2 separate regions of the Homo sapiens genome follow, and region 2 is linked to region 1. A link is a contact called in ENCODE Hi-C or POLR2A ChIA-PET data. All regions are on one chromosome and are shown on one strand. Each heading gives the region's core, a stretch centred on a gene start or an enhancer-like site at or near the end of the contact. The rest is flanking DNA. Distances are from core to core; before and after follow the strand shown.

The links. Hi-C counts contacts between places; a loop is a spot of excess contacts on that map. ChIA-PET counts read pairs that join two places held with the same protein, here RNA polymerase II (POLR2A). Pooled maps may share reads with other maps.
Region 2: a loop to region 1 is called in a pooled map, with 3 times the contacts of the local background. The contact joins the enhancer-like site here to the promoter of CHST10 in region 1. A Hi-C loop is called at or near these places in 3 of 37 single-sample maps with no recorded cell type and 11 of 50 pooled maps. POLR2A ChIA-PET finds 5 or more read pairs at or near these places in 5 of 52 experiments (CD8-positive, alpha-beta T cell, SK-N-SH, activated B cell and 2 more).

Annotation. Positions count from the first base shown.
Region 1 is chr2:100,416,352-100,418,975 of GRCh38, reverse strand. It overlaps CHST10 (carbohydrate sulfotransferase 10), which reads left to right and starts at 1,308. Exons shown (of 7, transcript NM_004854.5): 1 at 1,308-1,602. RefSeq lists silencers at 1,203-1,652, 1,663-1,812.
Region 2 is chr2:100,579,515-100,582,138 of GRCh38, reverse strand. No RefSeq gene overlaps it. Among named protein-coding and RNA genes, the nearest start is that of PDCL3, 18 kb to the right of the region's middle. Within about 2 kb of position 1,283, at least 12 of the 41 ENCODE cell types and tissues checked have a DNase peak (open chromatin) inside an H3K27ac peak, as active enhancers do; they include CD8-positive, alpha-beta T cell, where a contact is called at or near this core.

The DNA of each region.
Region 1 (2,624 bases), core at 59-2,558:
ATTTTTTTTGTAGTTTTATTAGAGACAGGGTTTCTCCATGTTGGTCATGCTGGTCTCGAACTCCCGACCTCAGGTGATCCACCTACCTCCGCCTCTCAAAATGTTGGGATTACAGGCGTGAGCCACCACGCCCGGCCTAGTACCACATTCTGTAGATGAGAAGACTGGGACACAGAGAGATGAGAGTGTGACAAGGTCAACAGTCATATGCAGTGACTAAGGCTCTGAATCCACGTGGTCTGATTCCCAGAGCCTTGATCCTTAAATCCTGCATAATATGCTGCATCACATCCAAGCTTCACATTTACTTACTTCTTTTCTGCCGTGCACGTGTATCGATTCAAATCCTCAAAGGGAAACCCAATGTCTCATCTCAACCACAGGGCCCCAAAAAAGGGCTCAGTAAACGTCTTCTGCATGAGGGACAGAACCTTTAAACCATGATTAGTAATGGGGCTAGAAGTGAAATACTCAAACAGCCAGCTCCCTCAATATTATTAACTCATTAAGGAGGGAACCAATAAAAAAGAAAAAAAACAAAAACAAAAACGCTTGTTCCTTGAAAGCTTTGAAAAATTGTGTGTGTGTGTGTGTGTGTGTGTATACATACACGTATCTATTTTACTTGTTTGCTAAATAGACACAGATATAGTCGGGTAGTTAACAAACATGTAGGTTGTATAAAAATAAAACTAGTTTATCTTCTTTGGGGCAATAAAATCCCAATACCTTTGAGGTTGACTCAGGCCTTATCCATTTCTGCAGGTTAAGAAGTTACAATTCTTCAGGTCTGTAAACTGGTCAGGCCGTTATCATTGTCCTTCGTTAATCCACTGTACCTAGACAACAGTTACATCCCCAACCCGGACAGCCAAGGGGGTTCTTTAAAGAATAGAACGTCCCCCTTTTACTAAGTAGGCTTATTAGAAAATGCTAGAAGTTACCCTTAACGCAAGCAAGTGGCCTTTTTCCAAGTTGGGGATTTAAGAAATTTACTTATCTATTTTTTGTATTTTTCCAAGGTGGTTTTGTGTGTGTGTGTGACTTTGTTGTTGTTTTGGTTTGGTTTTTTGCCTTTTTCCAAGTTTGGGATTTTTTTTCTTTCTCAAAAAGCGAACCTGTTTTCTGGATGGAGGCCCAGCGGGACTTGTTCCGGCCGCAGGTCTCGGTCAGAAAGAACGCTTTTGCAGCGGCAGAAAGGGAGACTCGGGATCCGGGCCTGGGGTCCCGCGGCCGCGCCCCTCCCCACTCCCCGCGACCCGCTGGAACGCGCACGGCCGGGGACGGCGGCGGGGACGCGCGCGGGCAGGCGGCGCGCACGGCCGGATAGGCGCGAGGGGGCCGCGTGAGGCGGTGCCGGCGTTCTGGCCCCCAAAGCCGGTCTAGCGCGCCGGGCGTCTTCCTTACTTCCGCTGCCGCCGCCGCCACATCCCGGGACCCGACGGGCCGCGGCGCGGAGGCCTCGGGGCAAGGTGGGGCGGGCCTCCCGAGCTCCCAGGACCCCGCGCGCTTCGCCCACAGGCCCGGCGAAGCCCGACCCGCGCGGCGCCCCCAGGGCCAGGGGAGGAGCCTAAGGACCCGGACGAGCGCCGCTCCAGTAGGGTGAGCTCGGGGACGCGCAGGCGGGTGGGTTTCAGCGCCTGGGCCCCTCTCCCCGCCGCGGGGCGCACGGAAAAACCGGGGAACCCGCGGGTTTTGTCCTGGCGAGCCACATCCCGGTGTGTTTTGGCGACTTGAAGACCTCCCTAGTTCGCGGGAGTAGCGGGAAGAGCCTTCCTCGCGTTAATTATGCAATAAGAAGGCGTCCTTGTGCGGGATGCTGTGACCCGCGGAATTATTGATATTGTGCGAGCCTACAATTTACTTCTTTCATCCTTGGCTGAGAATTTGCGTTTGTAATTGTAGATGGAGAGAGGAAGAAAGGGTTCAGCTTGGGTCCAAGGAGCATGCAGAGGAAGGCAGGGAAGAAGGAGCATGTGCAGCTTCGGTGCGAGGGGAGTCAGGGGTGGGAATGCACGTTCCCTGCCTGAGGGGCCCCGGGGTGCCCTGAGCCTCTGATCTTCGCTGTCAGGAGGCCTGTCCGAAGTTGGAGGTTGAGGCATGCAGTTCTGCACTTCTGGCTGGGAAGGTGAACCAGGTTTTCCAAAATGTCATTTTTGCTTTCCAAGTCTGCAAGGCAGGAAAGGGTTGGGCAGTGAATGGAAAGTAGTGCAGCCAGGTTCTGGTTAGCTCAGCGGCAGGACTGTCATAACGGTGGGTTTTTGTTGTTGTTGTTGTTGTTGTTGTTTTGTCTGAAAACCAGAGTCTGGGGCTTTGGGCCATGAGGAGTTGGGTTATTGCATTGCTTAGAGTGCCAGAGTGAGAAATGTCTCAGACGCTGTTAAAATTAGGCAGCTCAGTTTAGCTCTGGCTCTCTGATAACCAACCACCTCCTCCTTCACTCTTTTCAGTGACTGGGTTAAAATGAAAAGACACAAAGAGAGAAGTGGTCTTTTCCCTTCCCTCCCCATTATAATTAAGAGCTTAGTCCATCTTGGCTCAGAATTGGAATTCAGAATTCAGAATTGCTCTTGACCCTGAAGAATAGAATCTCAAAGAAATACCTGAGCAGAAAATTCTCTTCT
Region 2 (2,624 bases), core at 34-2,533, 160 kb before region 1:
AGCATTTGAGGCTAAATCAAAGGTGTGCTCTAGCATAGATATGCAGTTGCTTTGGCCGTGAACTAAGAGGTACTACCAGCTTAGGATGTCTTTCTTTCTTTCTCTTTTTTTTTTTTTTTTTTTTTTTTTTTTAGACAGAGTTTTGCTCTTGTTGCCCAGGCTGGACTGCAACCTCTGCCTCCCAGGTTCAAGTGATTCTCCTGCTTCAGCCTCCCAAGTAGCTGGGATTACAGGCGCCCACCACCACGCCCAGCTAATTTTATATTTTTAGTAGAGACAGGTTTTCACCATGTTGGCCAGGCTGTTCTGGAACTCCTGACCTCAGATGATCCACCCTCCTCGGCCTCCCAAAGTGCTAGGATTACAGGCATGAACCACCGCGCCCAGCCTAGGGCCTCTTTGAGAACCTGGTTTGAGAGGATTTTAGACCTGATGTAGCATGAGAATTAGAACTACAAACCTGCATGAGGGAAGGCTTGTAGTTGGCATCTCAGAGACAACTATGTTCTCTTCCAGCTAGTGCCAGTTTCCCCTAACACTGAATGCAATCTTTTGGGATTCCAGCTGTTTGCACAGAGACTTCCTAATCAGACCCCCAACTTAGGCACTCCCCACGCTAATCCCCTGTCACCTGGGCCCCACAAGTCCATCCTAATAGAAGCACAGCATCACTAAGATTTGGTTTGTATCCCTAGGGAGAAAAGTTGAATGCCCCCTTACCTTCCTGAAGTTCTGCTTTCACTTTGTGTTTGGCCTCTCAGAATGTTTTCCTTTCTTACCAACTCAGTGAAACAGTTAAGAACATAACATTTAAAAATAAGTTTTCTCCAACAGCTTGAGTCATCATCAGGTGGGTTTTTTAGTGTTCCTCAAGTGCTGGAAATGGAAGTCCAAAAGCCGGGCCCATGAAGTTACTGAAAGGCAATGGTGACAGCTAGAGGCAGGGAATACAGAGTACTCTTGTGTTATGTCAAGTAATTCAGCATCGGGCAGTAGAAAGCTAGAATGAATGTTTTGTTTGAGGTTTTCTTTGACGGGTGGTTTTATCAGGAAATGCATCAGCTGCTACTAACAGAGACCAAGACGGAAGTTACGTCTTTCCTAATGACAGAAGTCCAGAGAGGACAGTCAAGGGCTGGGATATAGTGGCTCCACAGCATCTTTGGGAATATTGTCCTTACTGCTTTGCCTCTATGTATAAATACCTCACGGCCCACGCAGGCTGCAGTCGCATGCACACTTCCGTCAGAAAGTAGAAGGAAGGGGGTTAAGCCCACAAAGGGCACATGACAGTTGTCTGTTCCTCCTAGTAGCAGCTTGCCCAGAACTGAACTCCCAGCCAACCACCCACAGCTCAAGAGAGGCCGGGGTTTACTCTTCCAGCGGGTCCCATTGCCACTGGAGTAGAGGGGGAGAATCCTGGATACTGGTGGGCAACCAGCACTCTCTGCCACAGGACCCTAACACTGTTACTACCTGAAGGCCCCATGTCCAGGGAGAAGCGGAAATCAAGACGGATGATTACTGAAGCAAAGAATGGGGTAGAGAATGTGGTCAAAAGCAGAGAGGGAGGGAGGGGACTTGGAAACAGGCACATCTTCACTTGAGACTGACAGCCACCTGTCTCTAAGGTTATATCTGTGAGTAATAGCTGGTTTCTGTAAGCAGGACAAAAGCACTTTCTTTTTTTTTTTTTGGAGACAAAATTTCACTCTTGTTGCCCAGGCTGGAGTGCAGTGGCGCAATCTTGGCTCGCTGCAATCTCCACCTCCCAGGTTCAAGCACTTCTCCTGCCTCAGCCTCCCAAGTAGCTGGAATTATAGGGCGCTACCATGCCCAGCTAATTTTTGTATTTAGTAGAGATGGGGTTTCACCATGTTGGTCAGGCTGGCCTGGAACTCCTGACCTCAGGTGATCCACCCACCTCGGCCTCCCAAGGTGCTGGGATTACAGGTGTGAGTCACTGTACCCGGCCCCTTTCATGGGAGCATGTTTCTCACGCAGGCGCTGCAGTCACAACACTTGTTGCCTGCCATACCTGAAAGGTAGTTGGTCAAGATTTGGGATTATAGGCTGGGCGCGGTGGCTCACACCTGTAGTCCCAGCACTTTGGGAGGCCGAGACTGGTGGATCACGAGGTCAGGAGATCAAGACCATCCTGGCTAACACGGTGAAACCCCATCTCTACTAAAAATACAACAACAACAAAAAAATTAGTGGGGCGTGGTGGAGGGCGCCTGTAGTCCCAGCTACTCGGAAGGCTGAGGCAGGAGAATGGTGTGAACCCAGGAGGCGGAGTTTGCAGTGAGCCAAGATCACGCCACTGCACTCCAGCCTGGGCAACAGAGCAAGACTCCGTCTCAAAAAAAAAAAAATATATATATATATATATATATATATTTGGGATTATATAAGAAGGTTGAGTTTAAAGCTGGAGGTAATAAATGCCAAAAAAAAAAAAAAAAAAACTTTTGGCCCTCCCTGATGACAGAGGGACACCCTTCTAAATTGCCCTTCCATCTCTCTCATAGATGCCTTTCATAGCCAGCAGAACTGTTTTTTTTTTTTGTTGTTTTTTTTTTTTTTGAGACAGAGTCTCACTCTGGCACCTAGGCTGGAGTGTG